Linked DNA regions of Homo sapiens: all the other regions are linked to region 1. Evidence: chromatin contacts called from ENCODE Hi-C or POLR2A ChIA-PET data. All regions are on one chromosome and are shown on one strand. Each heading gives the region's core, a stretch centred on a gene start or an enhancer-like site at or near the end of the contact. The rest is flanking DNA. Distances are from core to core; before and after follow the strand shown. Region 1 holds the start of RNF150 (ring finger protein 150). Region 2 overlaps RNF150 (ring finger protein 150). Region 3 overlaps RNF150 (ring finger protein 150).

Region 1 (3,699 bases), core at 759-3,258:
GGAGCCCTTTCCAGCTGGCTCTTCTGTCTTTTTGACATACTCCCATCATGCTTGGAGCATTTCCTTTCAAGAGGTTATGGGCTCACTCTGTACTTTCCCAGTGTCAGCCCTATAATCAGCCAGCTTGCTTTTCGTGGAGGATGCTATTTAGAAACGAAGATCTTCTGGCCACTGGATGTGCCTTTTGCTTTTGGCCTCTGAATGGAGAGAGCTATGGTATATATGTGTGCACACACATAAATATATATACATATAGTTTTTGAAAAATTATTTCATACTCATTGTTAATCCACCCTAAAGCCTCAAGGTTATTTACAGCTCTCTTTCTTTCCATATTTGTAAATTCCTTCTCCAACAGTAAGAAACCTCGCTCCTATTTTACTCAGTGTTTTACTTATTAGCCCAATGGCCCTGTAATTAAGCAATCTTCCAGCCATGCTATTTCCTTGACCCTGTCATCTCTTTAGCACCTAACTTTTCCAAAGGAAAGAAGGGGTAAGGGATAGTCACACATTCTTAATAACATAGCTTCTCCAAGTCTTCCAGCTGGAGAAAAAAAATGCTAAGCGATAAAGAAGACTGGGGAAACACTGTGGGTTGCTAAAGGCAACTGCTCAGAACCTAGCCGGGGGTTTCTAGCAGTGGACTCCTCCCTCAGATCTCTGGTGGTTCAGGAACCAGCAGCCAGGTGTCTCCACTTTTGCCTCCTTGGCAGTAAGCGCTATAAAAAGCACTGTCCCAATTGCCTAGAAGCCTATTTTCTAAAATGAATAAGCTAGGAACACATACAAATTCAGCACATCAAATGCCATAGAGACAAATTCTTCTAAGTAGTTCTTCTTGTGCCTGCTTCTAATTTGGGTACAGCTGAGGCTCTTTGCCCTCCCTTAACAGCCATCAGCTGTTTGTACTGCTGCCGGAAAAAGAGAAGTTGTACTGGTGGACGTTCATTAACGAAGAGCTGTAAACATGCTAAAGTCCTGGGGAAAAGGCAGCCTTTCATTTTTTAAATTTAAATCATGAATGGGTCCTGGGTTCTCTGAAAGAGCATCAGGTGGGAAACACAATGTAAATGATAGAGAACCATCAAACAAATATTTTTAGAGACTATATGGCAGGCATCTCAAGCCAAGGGAAAGGATATCCACCACCAAAACGTCTAATTGGTAAGGCACTCTGCTGTACTACAGTTTTAAGAACACTACACTAGGGGGACTGTACTGTCTGCTGACTACTGTAATCTCTATGCACAGTTGGAGAGCGCACTATAAACAATAACCCAAACAAACCTCCCTTGCCTGTTGGTGCTGCGAGTCCCCTGTTCCCAGCCATGACAATCAGAATAAACACAGTCCAGAAATGTCTCACCCGGTTTCTCTTCTTACAGAGTGACAAAACACCTATTCTATAAGAAAACGAATGTTAGATGTTTGCTTCCAGGTGGGCAGTAGGAAGCCCATTGTTATACCCATCTTAACAGAATGGTTGTTAGACCAGCAGCATCAGCACCACCTGGGAACTTGTTAGAAATGCATATTTTTGGGGCCCTACCACAGATCTACTGAACCAGAAACTTTGTGGCAGGACCCATCGGTCTGAGTTTTAAAACTAAAGATTTGATAGCCACTGCCCTAGGTATTCCAGAGGTAGCTTTGGAAGGACCTCAATACCAAACCACCTTACACTTTGGCCTTAGGACAGGTAATCAGGGAGCTCACGGCAGTACTTCCAGCAAACGGGAGGGTCGTTTACGAGAGGCACATACATTTGCTAAATGTAACGCTCAGGAAGTTATTCCCGTACTCAAAGGTCGAGGGGTCGCTTCCTCTTTACCTCCACCTAGATTAAGTCGCCGATTGAGGTTGAATTTGAGACCCGACAGGGGTCGCTGCTGCCCATAAAGAGAGACCAAGGGAACATGGCAAGAGAATCCCAGGGGCTTTGACATCACACTAAGCTCCTCCTTGCACGCACACATTATACACACACACACACACACACACAAACATACAGACACACACACACGGACCGCTTACTCCGCTCTGCCTGCTCGCTCCCACTGTCCCCAAGCCCGCCCCGCCCGCGGCAAGTGCGTGCCCAGGCGCAGCCACCGGCGAGATCAGGAGCGCAGCGCCCGCAGCCTGAGGGAACCGGCGCAGGGCAGCAGCGGCTGCAGCTGGATTCGCGCGCCCCAGCGCTCAGTGGCGGCGGCCGGGACACCCTGGGCAGCACCCCGCACCGCAGCACCCCAGACTACGAGCAATCGTGCCCGTCCCCGCCGGGGCTGGAGGGCGCAGGGCCGCCACCCTGCAAGTTCGTGGGCCCCCGGCCACCCTTATGAGAGAAGGCGAAGCCGGGCGAAGGAGCAGGACGCTCGGCAGCAGGACTCCTCCGCAAGCCCCGCGGGCCCTCTGTTCCCGCGCCCCCCGGGCGCCCAAGAAGCAAAATGCAACCACCGCGCTACAGCTGAGAGGGGAAGGGGCCAGCGCCATCCGCTCGCCCGGAATCCGGTCCCCGCGGCGGCTGCGCGTCCCGGCCGCGGCCCCTCCGGCCCGGGAGTGAGCAGCAGCAGGAGGAGAGGCAGCGGCCCGGGGTTGGCCGGGGCTGGGGAGGAGGGACGGGACGGAGGGAGGGCGCGGGGGCGGGGAGGGGGCCCCGGCGGATAAAGATGGCAATGTCTCTCATCCAAGCGTGCTGCAGTCTGGCTCTCTCAACATGGCTGCTTTCCTTTTGTTTCGTGCATCTGCTCTGCCTGGACTTTACCGTGGCCGAGAAGGAGGAATGGTACACCGCCTTCGTGAACATCACCTACGCCGAGCCCGCGCCGGACCCCGGGGCCGGGGCGGCGGGCGGCGGCGGCGCGGAGCTGCACACGGAGAAGACGGAGTGCGGGCGCTACGGAGAGCACTCGCCCAAGCAGGACGCCCGCGGGGAGGTGGTCATGGCCAGCTCGGCCCACGACCGCCTGGCCTGCGACCCCAACACCAAGTTCGCCGCCCCGACCCGCGGCAAGAACTGGATAGCCCTCATCCCCAAGGGCAACTGCACGTACAGGGATAAGATCCGGAACGCGTTCCTGCAGAACGCCTCAGCCGTGGTCATCTTCAACGTGGGCTCCAACACCAACGAGACCATCACCATGCCCCACGCGGGTGAGTGGCCCAGCGGGCGCGGGGGAGGGGAGCCGGCGGGGACGGAGGTGCCTAGAGGGATCCAGCGCCTGCCTCCAGGCTCCTTCTGGGAAGTCCGTGCGGCGCGGAAGACGTGTCTGGGTTCCCTGGACCGATTAAGTTTTGCTCCGCGTCACTTGGGGGGTTTACAAAGAGGAGAAGATTAACTGTATTGGGTAGGGGAGAGGCTGCCGGAGAGCTTGGCATAGCGCCGCTTGGACAGGGGTTCAACGTGGCGGGCTAACTTTTCCGAGGGGGACCTGGAAGGTGGGGTTTGGAGGGTAGGGCTCAGATACTGTTCTTGGTTAGTGACCGGCCCAGCACCTGTTTGGAACCAGTAGATCTGATACCACAGCACTGCCCTTGGGTCTGTGCATCAGGTATACCCTGATGCAGGCGCTATATCAGGAGAGGGGTAGGGTTACCTGCTGGCAGCTCACCACCGCGAACTTGCACTTGGGAGAGTTTCCCCTTTTGGGTTTACGCACTTCATTAATCATATTAAAAGTACTATGCTCTGCCAGGCTGT
Region 2 (3,699 bases), core at 706-3,205, 200 kb after region 1:
TGAGATCGCACCATTGCACTCCAGCCTGGACAACAGAGCAAGACTCTGTCTCAAACAAACAAAAAAAAGAAATTATTTAAAAATTTTTAGTAGTTGCATAATAGTTCGTTTTTAGAGTTTATTTAACTACCCTCCAACATTGTTCAGCATTTAAATTGCTTCCAGTTTTTCATCATTATAAAATCATGAGGTTAGTTGTTTATATATTTATTCTGTATTTATCCCTTCAGATACATTCCTAAAGTGAACTTACTAGATTGAAAGGAATTTTAAAGGATCTTGAAAAATTTTATCCAATTGCTTTCCTGAAAGGTGGTAATGATTGACACCTCATTAGCAGTATGTGAGAGTGTTTATGCTAGCACTCTCTCAGAACCATGGAGTAGTAAATTTTTAAAGCATCTTTCTCATCTGATAGCCAAATATAAAGGTAATTTAAATTCCCATATGTTTGATTTCTTTGATATATTACTATTGACTAACACAAGTTCTTTTTATATCATATCATATTTAATATAAATTGTCATTGATTGTAAGATGTTTCCTAATTTTAGATAGGTTAAAATGGGAATGAAGAATGATATGGCCTAGAATTGATAAAATGTGATACTATTTTTAACATTTTGTTTTAGTGTTTTTGGTGAATCTTTTTATTAAGTATTTTTATTTTTTATAATGCTTTTTTAATTAACAATTTAAAATTTATGCTATAAAATTAACGAATTTTGTGTTCTTATCTCTTCCTCCTTACTTTAATCCTTCCCTATCAAGAAATAAGATAACTGATCAATTAACTACTCTTTTCAAATTTATATGAAAATTTATGCTGGTGTATGGCATCTCACTCAAATAGTTTATAAAAACTATTTTTTAAACCCATTTTTCCAAGAACAGAATTTTATATACTTGGCCAAATTAAAAGTTATGCAGTGTAGTAGGAGTTTAAAATAGCACAACAGCTTTGGAAATTTGTTTGGCAGTTTCCACTAAAGTTAAATACACCCTACCTTGTGACCTAGCAATTCTGTTCTTGGATATATACCTGAGAGAAATGAATGCATATATTAACAGAAAGACTGATGCAAGAGTGGCCATAGCACATTTAGCCATAATAGCCAAAAAATGAGGACAGTACAGATGTCTAACAATGGAAAATCTGCAAACAAATTGGGGTACACCCATACAATGGAATACTACTGAGCAATAAAAAAACAAGCTATTGATGTACACCAAGGCACAGATGAATCTGAAAACCATTATTTTGAATTTAAAAAGCTAGACAAAAAAGAATACATACTTTATGATTCCATTTGAAATTCAATAACAGGGAAAACTAATATATGGTGACAGATGTTAGAATGATGGTCACATGGCAGAGAGTGGGTATTGACTGGTAAGGGGCACAGGAGGACTTTCTGGGGTGATAGGATGGTGTATATCTTCATCTGGGTGGTATGTACGTAAACATACACACACTTAAGAAATCATCAAGCTCACTTAAGGTTTATGCATTTTGTGGTACATTATACCTTCATTTAAAGTAATGGAAAAAAACTTAAGTACCAAAGAAGCTATGCAATAGAATTTTAAAAACAACAGTTCACTCTACACATTAGTAAAAATTACACAGTATTTCTAAGTTTGGAGTTTGCTAAGTGTTTTCTTATCGTTTTTCTTTGATTACTTCAGATTTTTATGTGTACAACATTATATATGTAAAATATATCACTTAAGGGAATAAAGGAAGGGAACATGAAAGAGATGGCAGTGCTGTAAATGATGTTGTTTTTCAACATAGCAAATGTCGCCTTAGGACAGAAGTCTTGCACTGTAATAACCTCGTTAAATATGGCATTCTGGCTTCAAATGTCCTGATCCCCAGTTATATTAATCAAGTAGACACACGGGATGAATGCCAACTAGCTTTGCTGCCCCAGCCAAACGATATAATTAGAACAGAGTTAAGTTCTAAGCACAGAGCCTCCCTCTGCCAGAAACCCAAGGAGTGAGACACACTATAAAATGAGGGTCCTGCAATTCCTCCCAGCTTGCATTCCCAAAGTAAAAATTTCTTCCATTGTAGTTTAAAAAGAAATTGATGTTAGTAGCAACAGGATCTGATATCCTTTCTTTGTTTTTTTAAGTTGTTGGTTTTTCTTTCATGCTATAAATCTAACGCAATGCAGAGCTGTGTGGAATAAATGGTTCTTTATATATTATAACACTTTATATATATATTTATTATATATATTATATATATATTATATATATATAATATATATATTTATATATATATATTATAAATATATAATATATATATATTTATATATATATATATATTATAACACTTTAACTTTCAAAAGCACTCTACTCTTCACAAAGCACTTTTGCATATAATGTCTAATTTTAGCTCAGACCAGCCTGTAATATAGATAGGACAGATATCAATGATTGCCCCTGTATTTTATTAAAAGAAAACCTTAACTCAAAGAAGTTGGTCCCAGGGCCCAAAGTAAAGCCAGGTTTTCTGACTTCTGGGCCAGCACTGTATCATTGGCTGTGGAGTTGACACCATAGCCACACTTATTCCTGCTCAGGGATCCCTGTTGTACTTTCATACCTCTGGGGATATGGTTTTGGCTAAAAATCTGCTTCAGAAACCCCCTCTCACTCTAAGCAAAATGTCTAAGCAACTCAAGGAAACTAAATCAAATTTAGCCAAGTTTTAAGAATTTTACTTCCTCTGTATGTTTTCTGGATATTACTTTCCAAACTTGTTTCTGTGAGCCTGAAAAGAAAGCAGACTTTTCGTAGAAGGACAGTGCTTGTGCGGTGAGCAGCAATTTACCTTATTGCATTCTTTTTTTTTTCTTTTTTGCTCTATCACATGAAACTGCTATCATATTTGCTTGCCAAAACAAAGTTATTATGTTTATAACTACAGCCAGAATATGATTACTACTGGTGCTATATTGCAGCTTTTTTCCGTTTGTCTTTTCTTTTTTAAAAAATGATGTTTTTAGGCTGGGCACAGTAGCTCACACCTGTAATTCCAGCACTTTGGGAGGCCACGGTGGTGGATCACCTGAGATCAGGAGTTCCAGACCAGCCTGGCCAACATGGCAAAACCCTGTCTCTACAAAAATACAAAAATTAGCCAGGCATGGTTGTATGTGCCTATAGTCCCAGCTGCTTGGGAGGCTAATGTGGGAGAAACACTTGAACCTGGGAGGCGGAGGTGGCAGTGAGCCTAGATCACGCCACTGCACTGTCCAGCTGGGCAATAGAACGAGACTCTGTCTCAAAATAAATAAACAAATTTTAAAAATAAATAAATAAATATGATGTTTTTAAATAATTGGCCCAACCATTTCAGATCAAGCCCATTAGCAGAATTGTCCCCACAGTGTGGCACTAGGTCAGTGGGATTGAGGATATGGTAGGATGAGACTGGTGTCTACTTACTTGACTTAATCAACACCACATAGCAAGTGATGACTAGATCATCCCCATCACAAGGACTTCCTGTATAGGAGACATAGAAAGATGGAAAAGTATAGAAGGAAATAACTTAATGATGTGAAGTTCACCATCACAAGGAACAGGGAAAAGCATGGCTCCCGTCCATTATTTTCTTCACCATTCATACCTCTTTCCTAGATTATTTCAGAATGTTGATTTAGAATCATATTTTCCAAC
Region 3 (3,699 bases), core at 451-2,950, 140 kb after region 1:
CTCACATTCTGGAATGTTCTCCTAGTTCCTTTCTGCCTCATTACTTCCAGCTCACATTCTTCTCTCCTGTGAAGTTTTTCCTGATGACTGCTTTTCTCACTTTTATACTTGGTCTGTACCACACAATGAACATTTGCCACATGGCATTAGGAAACCTGGACTACAGGACTCTCCAACACTTTGCTAAATAGTTTTGCTCTTTGAATATTTCTTGTACAAATTTTTTCCCTAACTAGATCATAAGCTAGAAACCAAAATTTTTTACCTTGCTTCTCTAATGGTAACAGATAATTTTCGTAACGTTTAACAGGATAAGAAAGCACATTTACATCTATATTTTATTCTCTTGTCAACCCTTTGAAGTAGCCAGAGCAGTTATGATTCTAGCACAGAGGTGAAGAAGCTGCAGGTTAAATGCCCAAGTCACACAGCTATGAAGTGGGAAAGCCAAGACTTTAAACCAGTGTTAACTATTCCAAATCAAATTTTCTTTCTACTCTATCATGCCACCTCTTAACATTTAGTAGTGCTGACATTCAGTAACGACTTGTAGAAGGGATTAATAAACAATGTACAAGGAGCTCAAACAACTAAATAGGAAAAAAATCTAACAATCCAATTAAAAATGGGCTAAAAAATCTGAGTAGACATTTCTTAAAAGAAGACATACAAATGGCACACAGGTATATGATAAAATGCTCAACATCATTTATTGTCAGAAAAACGCAAATCAAAACTACTATGAGATATCATCTCACCCAAGTTAAAATGGTTTCTATCCAAAAGACAAGCAATAGCAAATACTGATGAGGATGGGGAAAAAGGGCAGCCTCATACAGTGTTGCTGGAAATGTAATTAGTATAGCCACTATGGAGAACTGTATGGCGGGTCCTCAAAAAACTAAAAATAGAACTCCCATATGATCCAGCAATCCCATTGCTAGGTATATACCCCCCCAAAAAAGGAAATCAGTATATGAAAGAGATATCTGAATCCCATGTTTCTTGCAGCACTGTTTACAGTAGCTAAGATTTGGAAGCAACCTAAGTGTTCATCAACAAACAAATGGACAAAGAAAATGTGGTACATATACACAATGGAGTACTATTCAGCCATAAAAAAAGATGATATCCTGTCATTTGCAACAATATGGATGGAACTGGAGAGCATTACATTAAGTGAAATAAGTGGGGCACCAAAAGACAAACTTCTCATGTTCTCACTCATTTGTGGAAGCTAAAAATAAAAACAACTGAACTCATGGAGATGAGATAGGAGGCGGGACACAACTCCAGAGGCAGGGTTCAGACACCAGACCAAATTGAGGATTAGCTAAAACAGGGATGGGGCGGAAGCAGCTTTCCATAAGACACGTCCACCATTGTGCCATGTCAGTTTACCATTCCCTAGAATGGCAACACCTAGAATTTACTGCCGCTTTCTATGGCAATGACCTGATGACCCAGAAGTTACCACCCATTTCCTAGAAATTTCTGCATAATCTACACCTTAGTTTGTATATAACTAAAAGTGGTTATAAATATGACTGCAGCACTGCCTCTGAGCTGCTACTCTGGGCACACTGCCTATGGGGTAGCCCTGCTCTGCTCTGAGCCGTACCTCTGCTGCTGCTGTACATTGCCATTTCAACAAAAGCTGCTAACACCACTGGCTTGCCCTTGAATTTTTTCCTGAGCAAAGCCAAGAACATTCCTGGGCTGAGTTCCAAATTTGGGGTTCACCTGCCCTTTATCATAGATAGAGAGTAGAATGATGGTTACCAGAGGCTGGAAAGAGTAGTAGGGTTGGAGTGGGGATGGTTAATGGGTACAAAAAATATAATTAGATAGAATGAATAAGTTCTAGTAATTGATAGCACAACAGGGTTATCACAGTCAATAATTTATCAGACATTTAAAAATTAATAAAATAGTATAACTGGAATGTTTGTAACACATAGAAATGTTAAATGCTGAAGTTATAAATACCTGTTTACCCTGATATGATTATTATTAAGCATTGTATGCTTGTATCAAAATACCTCATGTACCTCATAAATATAGGTACCTATTATACTGTGTACCCATAAAAATTAAAAATTAAAAAAAGACTTATAGATTGAACATAAACTTCTATCCAGATGGTCCAGGGAACACCAGAGGCGTAGCAACTTGGGTGGAAAATGCTTCCTGCCTTTTACTCTAGTGAGCCTAGCAAGCAAATCATTTCATCCTTCAGTGCTGCCTGTGCTCAGGGAATGTGTAAAACCTTTTTTCATTTTGTTATAGCCTAGGTTTCCTCATTCTTCAGATCTTACTTTTGGTCTTGATGCATTTTAAATGTGGTTTTTGTTGTGTAGAGAGCCACCACAATAAGGTCACTGTTCAATATTAGCCCCTGGCTTTGGTTTGTTAGGGCTGCTTAAATAGGCAGTGGTGTGTGTGTGTGTGTGTTGTGTGTGTGTGCGTGCACACACATGCACAGCAGCCCCACAATCAATATTTATCATAAATAACCTTCGTGATCATTTTACTATCACCTTCAACCTGTGCTCATGGTCAGATAGGCACACAGATGGGCTGGGACTTTGAGCACCCCTTCTGTCATATCCTTTGGGCCTTTGCCTTCAAGACAAACTAGTAACTTTTAATGTGGAGAGATCTGGCTGCAGCTTTCTACACTTTACCCTCTTTAAACTCTTGCAGGATTTGGCTGAGCTGTTTTGAAGCAGGCATGACCTTGGATTTCCACTCCAAACATGGTTAATCTGCTGCTCTTGTTTTTATTCCTTCCACGAGCAGTTCTCTTGGAGGGACTGGAAGCATGCATGTTTCTGGGTAGCCTGTGAAGGTCTAGAGGGAGTTAAGTTGAAGTGGGTAATTATTTGGAAAGCTGTATATTCTCAGATGTTGGTGGAGGCTATTTTTATGTCCTAGGTGGCAAATTATCACTGTTATGTCAACAACACCCACAAACGCAACTTTGTTTCATGCCACAATGTACCAGGTCCCCCATCCTTCCTGGGCAGTGTTTTCCGATGAGTAGGTGTCACCATCTTACTTAGAATTCTCTCCCCAAGATCTCTCTCATGACTGAAAGCCTAACAGTGCACTGAGATTTTCTTTTCTTGTTTGGAGGTGGGAAGATGAAGGTAGAGTGAGGGGAAAAAGGAGATAACCCTCCTTATCATCTTTGAGAAATCATGGCTTTAACATGTATCAAAATCAGTTCCTAGCTGAAGACAATCTATTCAAGCTGCGTGAAGACCTTAGGGAAATGATAAACTATCTTCGTTCTCCAGGCTGCATAAACAAGGCCATATAAACAGCTGGCCATGCCGGGGGCCTTCACTATGATCAGGGAAGACCTGGCTGTAGTTGCATGCCCCTGGAGGCCTACTCCAGAAATGTCTCTCGCTGCTACTTTCACTATGGGAGGCAGAATAATTGCTGCCAAAAATGTCCAGAACCTGTGAATACATTACCTTACATGTCAAAAGGGACTTCCCAGATGTGATTAAGTTGAGATCTTGAGATGAGGAGATTATTCTGGGTCATCCAGTGTAATTATAAGGATCCGTATAAAAGGGAAGCATGAGGGTCACAGAGAGAAAAAGAGATGATGAAGGAAGCAGAGTCCGAATGAGGTGGCTACAAGCCAAGAAATGTGGGCCATTTCTAGAAGCCGGAAAAGCCAAG

The links. Hi-C counts contacts between places; a loop is a spot of excess contacts on that map. ChIA-PET counts read pairs that join two places held with the same protein, here RNA polymerase II (POLR2A). Pooled maps may share reads with other maps.
Region 2: a loop to region 1 is called in a map of heart right ventricle, with 5 times the contacts of the local background. The contact joins the enhancer-like site here to the promoter of RNF150 in region 1. A Hi-C loop is called at or near these places in 20 of 168 maps with a recorded cell type or tissue (GM12878, IMR-90, Right ventricle myocardium inferior and 11 more) and 21 of 50 pooled maps. POLR2A ChIA-PET finds 5 or more read pairs at or near these places in 2 of 52 experiments (AG04450 and SK-N-SH).
Region 3: a loop to region 1 is called in a map of heart right ventricle, with 5 times the contacts of the local background. The contact joins the enhancer-like site here to the promoter of RNF150 in region 1. A Hi-C loop is called at or near these places in 39 of 168 maps with a recorded cell type or tissue (A673, Caco-2, IMR-90 and 21 more) and 26 of 50 pooled maps. POLR2A ChIA-PET finds 5 or more read pairs at or near these places in 2 of 52 experiments (AG04449 and AG04450).

What each region holds. Positions count from the first base shown.
Region 1 is chr4:141,131,778-141,135,476 of GRCh38, reverse strand. It overlaps RNF150 (ring finger protein 150), which reads left to right and starts at 2,008. Exons shown (of 7, transcript NM_020724.2): 1 at 2,008-3,152. The coding sequence starts at 2,669. RefSeq lists a silencer at 2,070-2,189.
Region 2 is chr4:140,933,632-140,937,330 of GRCh38, reverse strand. All of the region lies in intron 4 of RNF150 (ring finger protein 150), which reads left to right. Among named protein-coding and RNA genes, the nearest start is that of TBC1D9, 180 kb to the right of the region's middle. Within about 2 kb of position 1,955, at least 3 of the 41 ENCODE cell types and tissues checked have a DNase peak (open chromatin) inside an H3K27ac peak, as active enhancers do; they include ascending aorta and heart right ventricle, where a contact is called at or near this core.
Region 3 is chr4:140,993,237-140,996,935 of GRCh38, reverse strand. All of the region lies in intron 1 of RNF150 (ring finger protein 150), which reads left to right. Among named protein-coding and RNA genes, the nearest start is that of RNF150, 140 kb to the left of the region's middle. Within about 2 kb of position 1,700, at least 4 of the 41 ENCODE cell types and tissues checked have a DNase peak (open chromatin) inside an H3K27ac peak, as active enhancers do; they include heart right ventricle, where a contact is called at or near this core.